2 separate regions of the Homo sapiens genome follow, and region 2 is linked to region 1. Evidence: read pairs that join two places in POLR2A ChIA-PET (ENCODE). Cell type or tissue: OCI-LY7. All regions are shown on one strand. Each heading gives the region's core, and the rest is flanking DNA. Links, peaks and the distances in the headings are about the cores only.

Region 1 (7,829 bases), core at 811-3,310:
TGGGATGGGGATGGGGGGAATGGATAGGTGGGTATGACCAATTTAATTTTTGCCAGGGCCATGGTTCAATTGAGCATGCCAATGATAAAAACCAGTGTTATCTTACAGAGAATGAGGACAGGTTAAAAATCAAAAGAAAATAATAAAAACCCTGAATGTTTCTGCTGATGTTTGGCTTTCCATTGTGTCCGGAATGGGGATATTTAACTCTATACCAGGTACTGGATTTTGGCCTGTGATTTGGTCTGATTCATTAGGGTTGAAATTATTATTATTATTTTTATTATTTTGAGATAGAGTCTCACTCTGTCACCCAGGCTGGAGTGCAGTGGCATGATCACAGTTCACTGTAGCCTTGTCCTCCCAGGCTCAAGCAATCCTCCCACCTCAGCCTCCTGAGTAGCTGGGACCACAGGCACACACCACCATGCTCGGCTCATTAAACTTTATTCTTATTATTATTTTGTAGAGACAAGGTCTCTCTATGTTGCCTAGGCTGGTCTTAAACTCCTGAGCTCAGGTGATCATCTTACCTCAGCCTCCCAAAGTGCTGAGATTAACAGGCATGAGCCACTGCACCTGGCTTGGAATTATTTATTTGTTTATTTTTTGAGATGGAGTCTCGCTCTGTCGCTCAGGCTGGAGTGCAGTGGTGCCATCTCGGCTCACCGCAACCTCCAGCTTCCCAGGTTCATGCCATTCTCCTGCCTCAGCCTCCCGAGTAGCTGGGACTACAGGCTCCCACCACCACGCCTGGCTAATTTTTTTGTATTTTTAGTAGAGACGGGGTTTCACCGTGTTAGCCAGGATGGTCTTGATCTCCTGACCTCGTGATCCTCCCGCCTCAGCCTCCCAAAGTGCTGGGATTACAAGTGTGAGCCACCACGCCCGGCCGGAATTAATTTTTTAAATGTCTTGTATGATAGCATAAATAGAGACTCTCACCTATGGGCATAATTGTAAGTTACAACTACCTGCTGTGTCTGGAAAGTCAATAAAATCAATACTAACTGAGGCTTTGCTATATGGTAATATTGTTGTCTATGTATTATGATTGTTTCTAAATATTTGTTGCAGCTCCTGTGAACAATATAAGGAGCTCACAATAGGTAGAAATCATGGCTAAATACTTCTCTTCTTTGTTATTGCCCTTCACTGATTTCAATTCTTGGCCAAGAGGCATATTTAATATGTTTTGCTATTTGTTTCCTACAAGTTCTTTGTAAAACAACTGACTTCTCCATGAGTCATGTTTGGCGATATCACCTGTTTGGAAATGTATGTTCACGCACTTCAGGTGGAGAATCTTCCTTCCTAGCAAACATTTAAAAAAGAGAAAGCTGATTGAAAAGGCAGGTAAGAACTGACAGTATTTATAGTATGTTTTCTGAAATGGCCAGCCTTACCCCAGGGAGTGCCCTGCATAGCCTGAGAGGGATTAGAGAGAACAAGTCCTATTTCATTTGTTTGCTTCCCCTTGGATGGCTGTCCCTTGACACTTTGAACCTTTGGACTGATGTCTGGGAGAAGAAACATTGAAGGATTGAATGAAATGTCAGTTAATTATCTTATGCCATTTATTGACATCTGGCTAGGCTCAGTCTATCCCCAAGGAACTCTCTACAGGAGAGCATGTTTGATGGGAAATATAGATTGTGTAGTCCTAACAGTCCAACAAAGGTAATCACAGGTCTTGGGGTTGACAATAGAGGATGTCAATCTGAGAATCAACAGAACTGGATAGAATCTTGTTCTTCCTCTATATGCCATGCTCTGTGAGCTTGGGAAAACGCGTAAAGACTGGGTTCAGGTTCTGTAATTGGAGGATTATCCACAGGCTGAAAATTACACTGGATAGAAGACCTGAGTTCAGATGCTCTGTTTATCAATTATCAGTTCACAGCTCCCTCTAGCCTGCAGTCTTCCATCATAAAATGGTGATAACCATAGTCACTTCCTGAAAACACTTTAAAAACTGTGAGGTGATATTCAAATGTAAACCATTCTTATGACAATGACAGTGTGCCCTATTATGCTACCTTTCTTCCCTTCTCTAAATAGTGCAACAAAAGTCTGTCATTTCCTGAGTTATTTGTCATCATGCTTCTGCTTCCTCTGGCCTGTTAGAGAGCAGATCTTCTGAGAGCCACGGGAAACTGACCACCTCAGCTATGTCTTTTAGGGATAAGAAGCCAAGGGGACACTGATATTGCTCAGAAGAGTTGAAGGATTTTCCACTCTTAAAAAAATCTAGATTTGTTACCTGCCTAATAACCCGCTCAAGGTAAATCCCAGCAGGAGTAATTAAAGTAAAATCAACAATAACATCTTTCACTGAACTTCCAGAACTGTATGGAATTTGGTGTGATTTTAAAAGAATCTCACTCAGTGATTACATTCATCCATCAAATAATGTCAATTAAATTATTGTGTTCCGTTTTTATAGCTTATTCGGGGAAACAAACCATTCCATCCCAGCCCGAATGTTGGCACATTTATGAAATCGAAGCTTCCTCATTTCATCATATCAATTTTGATAAGTGATAATGAGTTTCACCAGTCCTGCCACAGGATGCATAGGTGTTGCAGTACCAGGTAGCTAAGGTGAGGCAGTGATCTTGACTTGCAACGGTTGGACAACCCAGAAGGAAGCACAGCTTGGTTATTGCAGGAAGCTCATACCTGTCTTGGTCATCACAGGTTTTTATGTGATTAAGATCAGTTCAAGGACTTGAAGTTCAAGTCCTAGTAAGCTTGGAATGCAGACTCCTAGATTTAGAGCTAGAAGGTACTTAATCTAAACTCTCTATACTCAAAAGTGTGGTCTGAGGGTGGGCAGCCTCAGCATTACCTGGGAGTTGGTTAGAGATGCAGAATCCCAGGCCCTGCCCCACACTCCTGAGACAGAGTCTGCAGGTAACAAAGTTTTCAGGAGATGGGAAGGCACATGAAAGTTTTACATGCACTGGTGTAACCCATTCCTCTGGTTTTGCAGATGACCAAACAAAGTCACAGAAGGTCTACGTGACCTGTTAAGAGCAAATAGCAGGTTACTTACTGGCAGAGCAGGAGCCAACCTATCTCATCTGCTGGTTCTTACCTCTGTGATTTGAGTAGCAGTGAGTTATGGGCCTGGTCCCAAGATGGAAGGTGGGCTCTTCCAGTGAAATGGGCAATAGTGACAATCAAGCACTGCTTATTCAAGGAGTCATTTCTCATGCTTGCTTAAACTAAAAATTCTACATTACTTGTAGAAATGGGTGAGTTTTCACCTAAGGACCACAGCTCTTCTGGCAGCAATTTAATCTGATTGCAGGTTGAGTACTTAAATGCCTTGAACACGGAAACTATTGAAAGGACAGCAAAGAGGCCTGCAGCCTGACATCCACTGCATGTGGTAAGAGGGCTCAGTGTTGAGATGGGGTCTATTCAGGGCCTTTCTCTTACTGTTCCCTCTGCCTGGGTTACCGCACCTCTGCATCTTCACATGGCAACTCCATCTCACCATCCAATCCCTTCTGGGGAGAAGCTCTCCTTGGTCACTCCATCTAGAGTCAACTTTTCTCCCCATCCTATTCCCCTCAGTCACTCTCTATCCCCACTCTCTCATTTTGTTTTATTTATGACAATTGTTAAAGGAATTATTTAGTTGAACAATGTATTGTGTTTTCCCTTTCAAAGCATGTCCATTTGTTGAGAGCAGGGATCTTGGCTCGATTGTACACTGCCACATCCATATTGACTAAAACTGTGCTTGACATATGGTAGGTACTCAATAGTTGTTTGCTAAGTGAATAAGTAATTTAGAATAAAGTTCGTTGTGCTCATAGTTAGAATAATCATAAATAAGAGCTAACATTTATTGACTTTTACAGTGTGCTAGACACAGTGCTGCATGCTTTAAGCACACTGTTTTATTTAATTTTTTTTTTTTTTTTTGAGACCGAGTCTCACTCTGTTGCCCAGGTTGGAGTGCAGTGGCGTGATCTCAGCTCACTGCAACCTCCGCCTCCTGGATTCAAGCAATTCCCCTGAGTAGCTGGGATTACAGGTGCGCAATACCACACTCGGCTAATTTTTGTATTTTTAGTAGAGACGGGGTTTCACCACGTTGGCCAGGCTGGTCTCAAACTCCTGACCTCAGGTGATCTGCCTGCCTTGGCCTCCCAAAGTACTGGGATTGCAGGGGTGAGCCACTGCACCCGGCCTTGTCTTATCTAATTTTAATGACTTATTAACATTTTAAAAAGCAGGCAGCTTAGAAGTTGTGGCATTCTGTGCCTCCTCTTAAAACTGAGGAGACTCACTGAAACATGGACTTGACTTTAGGAACATTTCCTAGACGAAAGCACTGGGTGGCCTTCTTCACAAATTGGTCCACACTGGCTGAGCTTCTCTAGGGTCCAAGCTGAACTGGTCAGACCAAGGAGATCGGTACACCCCATACTATGTTTTGGGCCCCATGCCAACTTTCCTTTGAGTACATGAAAAGGGACAACCAGACTTAGAGGGACAGATTGAAATGAAAGATCCTGATGTACTTTCCAGAGTGACAACAGAAAAATATTAACTCTTGCCCATTACCCCTTATACGACCTGTAAAAACCATTTGTAACAGAAAATAACTGTGCACAGAGGAACGTGATGCCAACCAGAGGACGATCCTTGGTATTCTCATTTTTCTCCAAAGAAACAAAGCAAATAGACCAATTTTGGCCTCAATCATCAAATACATTTTGTGATGCCTACAGAGAGCAAATTGCCCTCACAGCAGCAACTCAGTGCTTTCGTTCATTTGTGGTTTTTTTCCAATTTAAAATTTTCCCAAGTGCTCAGTCTCCAGCCTACTCTCCATCCTGGTTTCCACCAGCTCCACACACTCATACTCAACAGTTGCAGCCGGGTGACTCAGTAGGACTGGGCCCACCAACCGATCAGGAAGTCAGCCAGCAAGGCACGTCTATAACAAGAAGCAGGAGGATGGGGAAGAACAACTTGAGTGAATGCATTTCATTCCAGAGAAGAGCTTTTTAAAAAGCTGTTTAACATTCAAGGTTCTATTATTATTTTTGGCAGCATGTTGAGTCCCTGTCTCTTTTTTTGGCTACTTTTCTAGTACTTTATGTATCTAAGATTTGCAACCGATTTCAGTAACACTGGGAAACATTTTTCAGTGTAATTATAGGAGTTACTTAAATGCTATTTAAATGTTATTTTATATACTCATCAGACAATAAGCATAACATTAAAATGACTATATATAATGACCTATAAAATAATTTATGCTTATACATCATAGACATAGAAATTGCCTTAAGCATTAGACTTTGTAGAATTGTATAATTAAAAAAATTAAATTTAATAACAATTGCCCATAGATCTCAAGTTAATTACCCAATGCAAAAAATAGATGGATAAATAAGACTATAGGTGGTCCGTTCCATCACACAGTCAGTGATGAGGCCTGGTATGTTTATCTGAATCAACTTTTTATTATGGAACATTCTAAATGTACATAAATTTAAAGATTATGTACCCCCCCCCCATCGTCCAGTTTCAACAATTATCCATGTATTGACCCTGTGGACTGATGGTGAGAGGAGGGAATTATGGCATGGGACTCATAACTGCTGGAAGGCAAAACAATTGTCTGTCATGGCAGGGGTGATTCTGTAACTGGTTACCCACATTAACCATTTGAAACTGTAGGTAAAGTAGGTAGTTCACAGGCTTAACCCCAACTTCTGCTTTAATACATCTGGCAAAAATATATTCTAATACATAAGTATTCATGATCTACCATGAGCCCATGATTGTCCTAGATATTGTGATGGATATATAGCAGTTGTTAAAGTATTGGAATGGTGGATAGTTTCCATTTTCCCTTCCAGATATAGTCTCCCTATTACCTCACCCTGACCTGCATCCTGGGATGCTGAGCTGCACTATGCCAAAATCCCCTGCCTCTGTAGGGGTGAGCCAAGGGATGGCACAGAAAGGCCCCCCCTCAGGAAAGATGGAGAATAGAAAGCTAAGCAGAGAGGGTGCTCATATAGGATGTGACGCAGTGCTACAGGGCACTGACTATCCAGCCAAGGAGTGTTAGTCAATTCAAAAAGCAATAGAATACTCAATATCACTCATCATTAGGGCAATGCAAATCAAAAACCACAATGAGACCACTTCACACCCACTAGAATGGCTATTATTGAAAAAATAGAAAATAATAGTGTTGGCAAGGAAATGGAGAAACTGGAACTCTTGTGCATGGCTGTGGAAATGTAAAATGGTACAGCCACTGTGGAAAAGAGTATGGCAGGCAGTTCCTCAAAAAAAAATTAAGCATAAAATTACCGTATAAGCCAGCCACTTCACTACTGGCTACATAACAAAGAGAACTGAAAGCAAGATCTCAAACAGATATTTGTATACCAATGTTCATAGCAGTATTATTCATAATAGCTAAAAGGCACAGCAACCCAAAAGTCCATCAACAAATAAATAGATTAACAAACTATGGTATACACAGACAGTGGAATATTATTCAGCCTTAAAAGGGGATGAAATTCTGACACATGCTACAACTTGGATGAACCTTGAAGACATTATGCTAATGAGATAAGCTGATCACAAGAAGACAAATACGATACAATTCTACTTTCATGAGACACCTAGACATATTACAGAGAGAGAAAGTAGATCATAGGCTATCAGGGGCTTGGGGGAAGAGGGAAATGGAGAGTTGGGGTTTGTGCCCTAATTCAATTAATGCCACTGAACTGTACACCTAAAAATGGTATACATTGTAAATTTTATGTTATGTGTATTTGACCACAATAACACAAAAAGCAATAGGTAGACTTTGCACCCACAAGCAAAGCCTTGAAAATTTGACTGGAGAAGTAGTGTAACAGCAGTACACAGGATTCAACTCTGCTTCCTGCCCACCCGCTACCACCGACCCAGTAAAAATATTTTCTTTGTTACAAAATCAGTCTTTTTAAAAAATTAGAACCTTTGTGTATGTAGACATAGTTCAAAAAGGAAGGCAACATCCAGGAAGCTGACAACAGGGTCGTCTTTTCTGCAGGGAGTTAGGGCAGCCCCAAAAAGAGGCAGAGAAGGAAGGGCAGGGAATTGCAGGGCTGTGATCAGACTGTCCCCAGATCTTTTCAAGGCGTGGTGGGGGGCAGTCTAATTTTTACCATCCTGGATACCTCTGCATTTAATTGTGAACTATGGGTTATTTATAGGGTTCGAACTATCAATATTAGTCATAACACTGGTTGCTGTAGGCAAAATTTGCATCAAGAAGAAGGCTTGATAACCAAATCGCACAAAAAATCTGCAAGTTATCTCTTCAATAACAACCTGCTACAAGGGTGAGGCCTTAAGAATGATATTTTTGAAAGGCACATACCACTTAAAATGCCAAAATAGCAGATATTTTCTCCATACCCATGGGATAAATGTCAAGTTAATCTAATAAGAAGTCTGACTCTGAATACTGAAAAGGGAACTAGATCTGAAATTACAAGACCTGAGTTTGAATCCCAGATCCTCAGAAAACTAATATGCAAATATACATTGTCATTATTACTATTACAAATCACTTGCACATCTCAGTTATTCTTTATATTTATTATTCCCATGTGGAGAAACTGGAGCTGAGAGAGATTAACTAACAGGAGGAGTAGTTATCAATTGGAAGACCGATCTTGAACCAAAGCTACCTTCTCTAACTCCAGAGCTCTTGGGTTCCATCAGAGCTTCAAAAGGCAGGCAATTATATACATACATTTTCTAGGAGACATGATCAGAGCATTCTG
Region 2 (10,175 bases), core at 3,979-6,478, 120 kb after region 1:
CCCCCAAACATGAATACCCCACTTGGTACCTGCACATATTACATTACAGGGCAAAAGGTGCTTTACAGATAGAATTAAGGCTACAGACCTAGATTGTCTGTGTGGACTCTGTCTAAACATATGAGCTTTTAAAATAAAGGAGAGAACTTGCTTTTGTGGGAGTCAAAGCAATATGGCAGAAGTCAAGGTGAAAGAAATTCTAAGCCTAAGAAGGGGTCATCATGTCATTGCTGGCTCTGAGATGTAGGAGCCCATGTGCAAAAACCAGAAAGAGGGCCCTAGGAGCTATGGGCAGCTTCCGGGTGACAACCAGCAAGGAAACAGGTACCTCAGCCCTACAGACGTAAGAACTGGATTCTGTCAATGACCTGCATGAGCATGGAAGAACATGCTCCCCTAGAGCTTCCAGTTAGGAGTGCAGCCCAGCAGGTACTTTGCTTTGGGCCTTACACGAGGCCTTGTGAGAAGCAGAGAACCCAGTTGAGCCAACCTGTAACTGGACTTTTGACCTATACAAATATGAAATAATAAGCGGATATTAAGCAGTAAAATGGGTGATAATTTGCAATGGAAGAGATACTAAACTAATGCACATTTCTTGTTAAATACAAGAATTTGAATTTGGATTTGAATTTGAATTTGAACCCATAATCTCCTGATTCTAATACAGCAGTTCTCTTTTGAATGTCAGAAGCTGCCAGGGCACAGCTACTTAAGTTGATTGATACCTCTGACGTTTCAAAGTGAATTTTGAAACCTGAAGTCTGTCCTTCATACATTTATAAAGGCTTCAGAATTCTATAGAAATCTAAAAGTTCATTTTTAAAGTAAAGTCTGAAAGTAAAGTCTGAAAAAGCACTTTAAGCACTGTTTACACATTTTCACTGAAATGCTTCAGCCTCTTTTATTCTAGTTGCAATGGGACTGGGCTAGGTAGGTGAAATATAATAAATGGAGGAAATACTGATTGTGAAAGAGTTTATAATTTAGGTGGAAGAAAGGGCTTAAACATATGCAATATTAAAGCAATTAAAGACTGGATATGTCCTTTCTTCTGTCATTCAGCTCAACTATATTCTAATAATGTGATGAGGATGATAATAGATAACACTCAAATAGCACTTACTCTGTGTCGGATCAATCAGTCCCGATGATTTATACATGTTAATTCGTCTAAATCTCACAACAATCCTATGAGGTAGAGGACTGTGACTCCACCCCACCGTCAGGAAACTACAGCTTCTCTCAAGGTTGGCATAAAATAATTAGAGATTTCCTACTCTTGTTTTAGACTTTTGGATCTCGGGTTCTGAATCTTGGTCTTCTAGGAGGCTTCACTTGTTAGCAGTTTTTATGCGTAGAATTTCTAGCTGGAAACAGTCTTCGCTAATCTGAGTTTATCCCAATATCAGTCTTTGTAATGTAACATCCCTACAAGGTTCTACAGGAATCTGTCCCTACAAATGAGAGATTGCTACCATAGAAGATCCCTAGAATGTCTGGGACTTCACTGTTGATGTAGTTACACAGTTGCTGTAGTTTATAATCTTACCTCCAAAGGGCACGATGATTGAGAAAAGATATGTATGGAATGGTGTGTAACATAGAATAAAAGACGTAGTAAGACATGAGTTTAAAAATTATATTATGGCTTTGGAGATGCTTTGTTAAATAAACTATATCATGAAAATCCACCTGAGAATCATTTATGAGCTTTTTGTAGATTGAATAATACGCTGGGTCTACCAGAAAACACCAAAAAAAGTAACTTGAGACATAAAAATTAAAATTTTAATTATGTAAACATAACGTTTTATTTTATTATTACAACAAAAATTAAAATGTCTAATATAGACTTATTTCCTTAAAATACATTTTATATACAAATTTTTATTTATCAGGAAATTCAGGTAGATCAGCAGTTAGGGCTTCAGAGAAATTACCAATCAGAGGTTGTAAGAGCAGCTTTGAAAACTGAAGACACAGATACACCTGCTCTTTTGAAAAGATGTTAGTGTCGTTAGCTTGTTCTTCTGAGTTCTTGTAAACATCTGTAGTTTCTTCTGTTGTTTGTACCATGAAATTCATGAGATTTCCACGACAGGAAATGGTTTCCAACAGTTATTTTTTATCTATTCATTCAGATTTGTACCACCTCTATTTCTGTGAGGTGGATTAGATGGCCATAACATCACCAGCTGTTCAACTGCAGGCTGACATATGTCACCAACTCCCAGGTGACATGAACAACCCCCATGGTCTCCAAAGAGAACATGCTTGTTCTCTTTTGGTAGTGGGGTCATTAGGAAATGAGACATTCTTAAAACAAATCTTTAGAACAATCCTTGGGGCACTTCTGATATATACCTTCCCATGTAAAGCATCTCCTATTGAATCTCACAAATTCAATAGACCATTTCCACTGTGGACAGTTCTGGGTATTTGAAAGTTCTTACATTGAGCTAAAACATGTCCTTTTGCAACTTCTCTCCATTGGTCTGAATTTCAGCCTCAGACTTTGAAATACTTGAAGTTAATGATCATGTTCCCCCTACACCTTCTCAGTAACAACTGTAAACATTTTACTTGTGTTCTTGATCACAAACGTATGTACCAGGAATGGTGCCAGGAGTCAGGTTCATAATGATGAATAAAGAAGTCCATTTCAGCGGGCTTATAAACTAGTTTTGGAGCCCTCCAGCTAAAGAGGAGATTTCATTAGAGTGTGATACATGCTATAATTGAAACAAGTATAGAGTGCTATTGGAGTATAAACAGGACTTCACACAGGAGAGGTGAGTGGCGCTCAGGAGAAGATGGTACCTAAGTTGGGATCTGAAGGGTAAGTAAGTGACAGCCATACAAGGCGGGGAGGTGGGGAGGCATTCCAGACAGAATATGTGAAAAGACCTGGGGCAAAGAGAGAGCATAGTCCATCCAGGGAATAGCAAATGCCATATTTTAATAAGCTTCGAGCATGGATTTTGGAAGGAGGAATGGAGATAGAGATGATACTGAAGACCCGACCAGAAGAACGCTATATATGCAGTATCAGACATTGGACTCTGTCATAGTGTCATGGAGAAATCTTTGAAGAGTTTTTTGGGAAAAGATATAATATTATAAAATTTATATTTTAGGATGATTTAGTCTGACTGCAGAGTAGAGAATGATGTGGGATGGAGAGAGAAAAATTAGAGACAGAGGCCTGAGTAGGAGACAGTGATGGGCTGAGCTAAATCAGGGATACCTTATTTCCTGGCTTGGGACTATGGTGTCTGATGGTGCCATTCATGGAGCAGATTTGTGGAGTGCAGCGGAATTGGTAAAAAAGTGACTTCAGTCTAGGTTCAGTGGCTCACTGCTGTAATCCCAGTACTTTAGGAGGCTGAGGCAGGAGGATTGCTTGAGCCCAGGAGTTTAAGACCAGTCTGGGCAACATAACAAGATGTCATCTCTAAAAATAATTAAAAAATTAGCCAGGCCTGGTGGTGTGTGCCTGTCCTCTCAGGTACTCGGGAGGCTGAGGCAGGAGAATTGCTTGAGCCCTGGTCATGGAGGCTGCAGTGAGCCATGATTGGACCACTGCACTCCAGCCTGGGTGACAGAGTGAGACCCAGTCTCAAAAAAAGAAAAAGTGAATTCACCTTTGGAAATGTTGAGTTTGAGCCACTAAGTGGGACTTTCAGGTCCAGAAGGTAGATGGCTATGGGGATCTAGGGCCCAGGAAATATGGGCTGGAAATGCAAATATAATTGAAGTCATGTGAGTGAATGGAAAGAGAAGAAGGTCAAGAGGGTTGAGGATAAATCACTAAGGGACATCAAAGTCTTTATAAAAGGCAGAAGAAGGGGAGCCTTTGGAGAAGAGAAGCAGTAGCCAGAGAGGAAGGAGAAAACCTGGAGCATGGGATGCCATGGAATCCCAATGGTTAAGAAAAAGGGAGTGAGTAATAGTCAAGTTGTGCAGAGATGACAAGGTAAATGAGGATGGCTGTGTTCGTCAAGTTGAACTACAGGGAGGTGACTATCTCCTGGTCATTCTCCTGTGGATACTATCTACTCCTCATGGACCTTAACAAAACCAAATGCAATCCAGATGTTGATCTTTCTGGAGTCCATTTTTTGTGTGTGTGACCTGAATATACCTCTAGTAATATTCCTAAAAACACTGTTATCCATTCTAAGTAATCCAACTCCCATTAACTCAAAGTATGCTTGTACTCAACTATCAGATCTTTTTAATGTGAACCTCTATCATATTAGGTGCATGTGTAGCAGACTTAATAGACGTTTAAAATCGTAGAAGACTATTCCAGTTCATTTTGTTAGTTTCAGATCACTTCTACATATATTAGTCTTTAAATGGCCAGCTATTATCTCAGTTACAATAAAGTTAACATGCATATTTGTTTGCATTAAACAAGTCTATTTAAGTGATTTAAAAATACCCCTGGCCGGGCGCGGTGGCTCACGCCTGTAATCCCAGCACTTTGGGAGGCCGAGGCGGGCGGATCACAAGGTCAGGAGATCGAGACCATCCTGGCTAACATGGTGAAACCCCGTCTCTACTAAAAATACAAAAAATTAGCCGGGCGCGGTGGTGGGCGCCTGTAGTCCCAGCTACTCAGGAGGCTGAGGCGGGAGAATGGCGTGAACCCGGGAGGCGGAGCTTGCAGTGAGCCGAGATTGCGCCACTGCACTCAAGCCTGGGCGACAGAGCCAGACTCTGTCTCAAAAAAAAAAAAAAAAAAAAAAAAATACTCCTAAGTGCCTTGAAACAGATGAGTAAGGATAGATACATTTTATCATCACAGCATGCTTAACAAACACCTCTTTGATGTGATGACAGCAGTTATTGGGGAAATAACTATCTGTTAAATAAACTATTTGGTGGAGAACAGTAGTTTCTTGGCTGGGCATGGTGGCTCACGCCTGCAATCCCAGCACTCTGGGAGGCTGAGGTGGGCAGATCACTTGAGGTCAGGGGTTCAAGATCAGCCTGGACAACATGGTGAAACCCCATCTGTACAAAAACATACAAACAAATTAGCTGGGCATGGTGGCAGGCGCCTGTAGTCCCAGCTACTCAGGAGACTGAGGTGGGAGGATTGCTTGACCCCAGAAGGCAGAGGTTGCAGTGAGCTGAGATCGTACCACTGCACTCCAGCCTGGGCAACAGAGCGAAACCTTGTCTCAAAAAAATAAGAAAATAAAAAATAAAAGTACGGTTCTTAAGAAGCATATTTATTTATTTTTTCTAGAATTCTTAAAGTCCATACTAGCTTAACATTATATAATGGCTTAAAAGTTGTATATTTTTTGGGAATAAAACATGGAAGAATATTAGATTATGTTTCTTCTTACATTTAGTTTAGGAAATTGAGAAAAATGGGCTCTGTATTTTAAAAACATTTCTATCATGGCATCAAAATTTAAATGTTTCTAAGATTAATAGATTTACTAAAAGCCTTTAGGGAATTTGTGAATTGGCAATTCTATTAAAAATTAATTTGTAAGGACAACGCTTTGGTAACTAAGACCTTTGCTAATATTGCTCTGTCCTCTCAAAATGAGTTTCCTTGATTTTTTTTTCTTTTTTTTCCTTCTTTTTTTTTTTTTTTTTTTTTGAGACGGAGTCTTGCTCTGTTGCCCAGGCTGAAGTGCAATGGCGTGGTCTCAGCTCACTGCAACCTCCGCCTCCCGGGTTCAAGTGATTCTCCTGCCTAGGCCTCCCGAGTAGCTGAGATTACGGGTGCGTGCACCATACTCGGCTAATTTTTTTGTATTTTTAGTAGAGATGGAGTTTCCTCATGTTGGTCAGGCTGGTCTCGAACTCCTGACCTCATGATCTGCCCACCTCGACCTCCCAAAGTGCTGGGATTGCAGGCATGAGCCACCGCGCCCGGCCCAACTTTCCTTGACTTTCTAATTGAGCTTCATACCTTGCTTTCAAGGGCCTCCTCTTCCAGCAAGCCTGCTCATGTCTTCTCAGTTAACCTCTCCCATGGAGAAACTCTCTGTCACTCAGAGTTTGCTTGAATCTTAGCTTTGATGCAAAACAGGTCTGGGAGCCTTTGGATTTTAAGACCAAAGGCACTACTAAACTGCCAGAGGAAAAAGAAGACAGAATGCTGGACATAAGACTGACTCTGATTCTCACTGAATGTCAAGGCTATTTTGTGAACAGCCATGTTGGTTATCCAAGATAGAAAGCCAAAACATTTCAACATGTTTCTGACTCTAGTTTCTGTTGGGTAACTAGGGGAGAGGGAAAAATTTGGGATATGTTTTATCAGTCCTTTAATCGTCCTCTATTTAGACATTTACAAGGCCAAATATAACTGTCAGCTGCAAGTGTTTTGAATTGCATAGTTGTTTTATATTGAGTAAACTATATTTTAAATTAAACTTGAAGGTTCTTAAAAGCCTCCTTGCAATTTTCTTTGTACTTGAATAAATCTTGTCTGTCGAACTGCTACTATAGTAAGTGAATCTTATTTGATTGGATTATAGCATAATTTTATATCTAAATACAGTGAAGGCCACGTTCCTTTACAAATGAATTAAATTAGAGGAGGACAAAGTACAGACTAAAAATTTTCAGTTGAAATGAAGGTCGAAATATGGGGCCTTGGAGAAAGTAAGATACTTGTTGAATAGAGCAGTGATTTCTCACCCTGGATGCAATAGAATCACCTAGGAATCTTGGAAACAACAATGCACACTGATGCCTGGTTCAATCCCGAGATTCTGATTTAGTTGGGGCCTAAATATCAGTATTTTTTTTAAACCTCTCCAAATGATTCTAATGTGCAGTCAAGTTTGAGAACTGCTGAACTAGATGAAAACTCAAGCTATTTAAAGAAAGCATTTCCCAGTAAGTAGACCAAAAGTAGTGACCAAATAGCAATTGGGAAAGAAGAAACATGAGAAAAAGATGAGGGAGGGAAACTTTAATGTAACACTAGTAGAGGTTTACAGTCCCTTATTCACAGTCCTACATTAGAAAAACTCTGAAAAACAAAAGTTCTTCATAACTAACTTGGTGGCAAAATCCAACCAAAACTGAACATATTTGGTGGCAAAACTCTAGGCTTTTTCTAGTCTTCCTTTATCCCATTTGATTTGAATAGTAATGCATTTCATGGAAGAAATATTAATGTATCTGACTACAAGTTGCTGCCCCAGACCTCACTGAAGATACCTTTCTGAAATTTGTAAAATTTTGAATTCTGAAATACATCTAGTCCCAGGGAGTTCTGAAAAGGAGTTAAGGATTATAGTAGGGAAGGGTTATGACAGGAAAAGCCAAGCTAATAATTTACTGTTTCTGTCAGATTAAGAACAATGCATTTTTTTCTAATGACCTAGGCAGTGGTTTTGTATCCTCATTGGATAAAAACCATGGCCAGTATCAGAACATGGTTCTACTACATTTGGTACATTTCTCAAGCCTAACCCAACAGTGGCTCTATTTCAGGCATGGTGAGAGGAACTCAGGTTAGCCAACAACACAGTTAGATTACAGTAGAAAAATCATCATTGTCTTATAAAAGACTCTTCAGCATAACAAATGACTCCAGAATCTACAGATTTGAAACAACGTGTATTTATTATGTTGGTACCGGGTCTGTCTCACAGACTGTGGCAGATGGATGAAATGAGTACTCAGACACAGGTAAGCAGTGTGAGAGCACCTAGGTGACTGCCTGGCTCTAGTGGCCAGAGAGCAGCCCTGAGAAGCTGGAGCTGCTTGCTTTTATTCAGTGCAGGCACAGTGCCAAAAACCTGGAGCCAACACTACCTGTAGGTAATTAACATTCATTGTTCGCCTTTCAGGGAATGTCAGGTGTACATAGATGATCAAAGGTCAGTTCCTGGTCAACACAAGTAAGCAAGCTTGTTTAAGATAAATTCCCCCACATTCTTTTGTACCTACTCCTTGCCCTCTGCCTCAGTTTTATAGAACAGCTGCCTTCACCTGTTCTCCTCCGGGGCTCTGCAGAACCTTTCGACCTTTCAGAAGGTTTGTGTCCTTTCCCTATAGTTTTTCCCACCAATCTGACTGATCCCCCACATGTTAGGAGTTGGGAAGCACCTTAGCTAGGTAGTTCCTGCTCAGGGTGTCTCAGGAGGTTGTGGTCAGAATGTCAGCCAGAGCCTCAGTTATTTGAAGGCTCAACTGGCACTGGAGTATGACATTTCTTTTCCAGTGCCAACAGGTCCCTTATTAACACACAAAGAAAAGTGTAGTCCCTGTTTGTGTAATTGCTCAGAGTTTTAGTTTTCAATTCAGTTTCATATAAACCTAACAATTATTTGCAAAGGCCAGCTTTGAATCCTTCTAACATGTTCTGAAGATTTCTGCTGGGAGTAACTTATGATGGGAATGCCTTCTCTGAATTTTCATTGTCCTCCCTCGGGAAGTTTTTTCTCTCCCCTCGGTCCTTTCTGTGTTTTCTCCTTCTGTCTTTGTATAAATAGGGTTGTCTCTTCAACCACCTCTTGTGGGCTAATGAGTGAGTGTCAATTGCCCAGGATAATGTGAAGAAAAGGCAAACAGGTCCCTGCCTCAGTGGAGTTTCCAGCCAAAATATAGGCATTAGTCACACAACTTTAAATGATTGATTGCTAGGTCATTTAAAAAAACAAAAAAGAACTGTGAAGATGCTGTAGCAGCATGAAAGGGATCTTACCCAGTGTGTGGTCTGCTTGATCAGCACTTTCCCCTTTGCGTCTTGTAGGAAGACTAACCTATCTTTGGGTTTCTTTTTTTTTTTTTTTTTTTTGTCAAAAACTTTTTCCCTCCCAATGCAGAAACACGGAAGCTATCGTACATCCTCCTTTGCATAAAATACTCGTATCCTCCCATGGCAGAGGTTCAGTTGATGTAGTGTAGTACAGTACAGTAATCTCATTTATTTTATGTAAAAAAGCAGCCTAGGTTCTAAGTTGAACTGTGAAGTTCTTCATGCCTTTCTCACTGCCTGTCTCTCACCCTCCCAAGTGCCCCGGAAATGCTCCATTTTTTGCTCGCTCATCTCATTCTTTCCTTTCTTTCTCTGTCAACTCTTTGAAAAGCTGTAGTGTTATACAGTGGTGGGAATATAATCCTTTCCTTTTCTGAGCTGTTTCTATTTTGGGCATCATTTTCTAATTGGAAAAGGAAAAACTGAGAATCCCATAAAGGGAATTCAGGTGTGGAAAATTAAAAGAGGAAGCTGGAGATGACTGGTTTCGATCCGTTGTGAGCAAATTAAGTGATCCACCTCGTGCATGATTTTCCATCTCTGCCTTCTCCCTGTGTGTGTGCCACAGTGGGGTTTTCCCTGGGAGATCATAGAATCTAGAAACCATTGACAAGACCCTTGTGAATGTTTATAATCTGCCTCTTTGTCCCAACTCCAAATATTTGTGACACTGTGAATGAAGAAAATCCTAAAAAGAACTGGTAATACTACAATAAACCTTACAAACAATTTAAAATATGTAAAATATGCAGTAATTGATATTTTTACTTCGATGCTTTTTAAATTTATTTGAGTATGCATACCAGTACTTACGAAGGTTTTCTTGTGGTCATTCATCACTTCTGTCTGCCTCAGTACTCTTCCCACTAAGTTCTTTAACTGTAAACTTTCCAACTGTGAGCATTTTCAGAGCTCAAACTCCTAAGGTTGGAGAGGGACTGATTGTCTTCTCACTGCCATGTAATTTTCCTGAGAGAATCTTACGGTGTCAAAGATTGTCTTCTCACTGCCGTGTAATTTTCCTGAGAGAATCTTACAGTGTCAAAGAATCAGCTAAATCAAGACTATGCATTTTTGAATGACTTTCACTTAGCCCATCAGGGAAAGTGCAGCAATAAAGACAGATGGGACAAGCTGCCTTCTGCAGGGGTGATAATGCCCTGGCTGTTGAGAAAGCCAGTCCTATGTGGAGTCTCAGGGTCTAGCATATTGCTACACTTGCCTTCCAGTAAATGAATGTAGATTATGTTAATTTGAATAGCAAATCTGCAATTTAACCTTGAACTCCCTTTAAAGTGTCATTACTGCAATATATTCTGCTGCCTGATACCCCCACCCGCCGAAAAAAAAAAACCCATCATCACCAGTTCCAAACACCTGAACACACAAACTTCTGAGTTTAAGAGTTTGTGTCCTGAAGGGG

The links. Peaks named below come from ENCODE experiments on the same cell type or tissue, not always from the same donor. Only the 100,000 strongest peaks of a DNase experiment are listed, where the experiment ranks them.
Region 2: POLR2A ChIA-PET joins it to region 1 with 6 read pairs; 4 of 35 experiments call an interaction of 5 or more read pairs at or near these places.

What each region holds. Positions count from the first base shown.
Region 1 is chr7:22,384,949-22,392,777 of GRCh38, reverse strand. No RefSeq gene overlaps it. Among named protein-coding and RNA genes, the nearest start is that of RAPGEF5, 32 kb to the right of the region's middle. In OCI-LY7, for the core only: CTCF peaks have their summits at 1,704 and 1,904; a DNase peak (open chromatin) is centred at 2,057; H3K4me3 peaks cover 1,164 bases; H3K27ac peaks cover 786 bases.
Region 2 is chr7:22,267,797-22,277,971 of GRCh38, reverse strand. The region is part of intron 6 of RAPGEF5 (Rap guanine nucleotide exchange factor 5); the gene reads left to right. Among named protein-coding and RNA genes, the nearest start is that of RAPGEF5, 84 kb to the left of the region's middle. In OCI-LY7, for the core only: no CTCF peak of the experiment used is centred there; no DNase peak of the experiment used is centred there.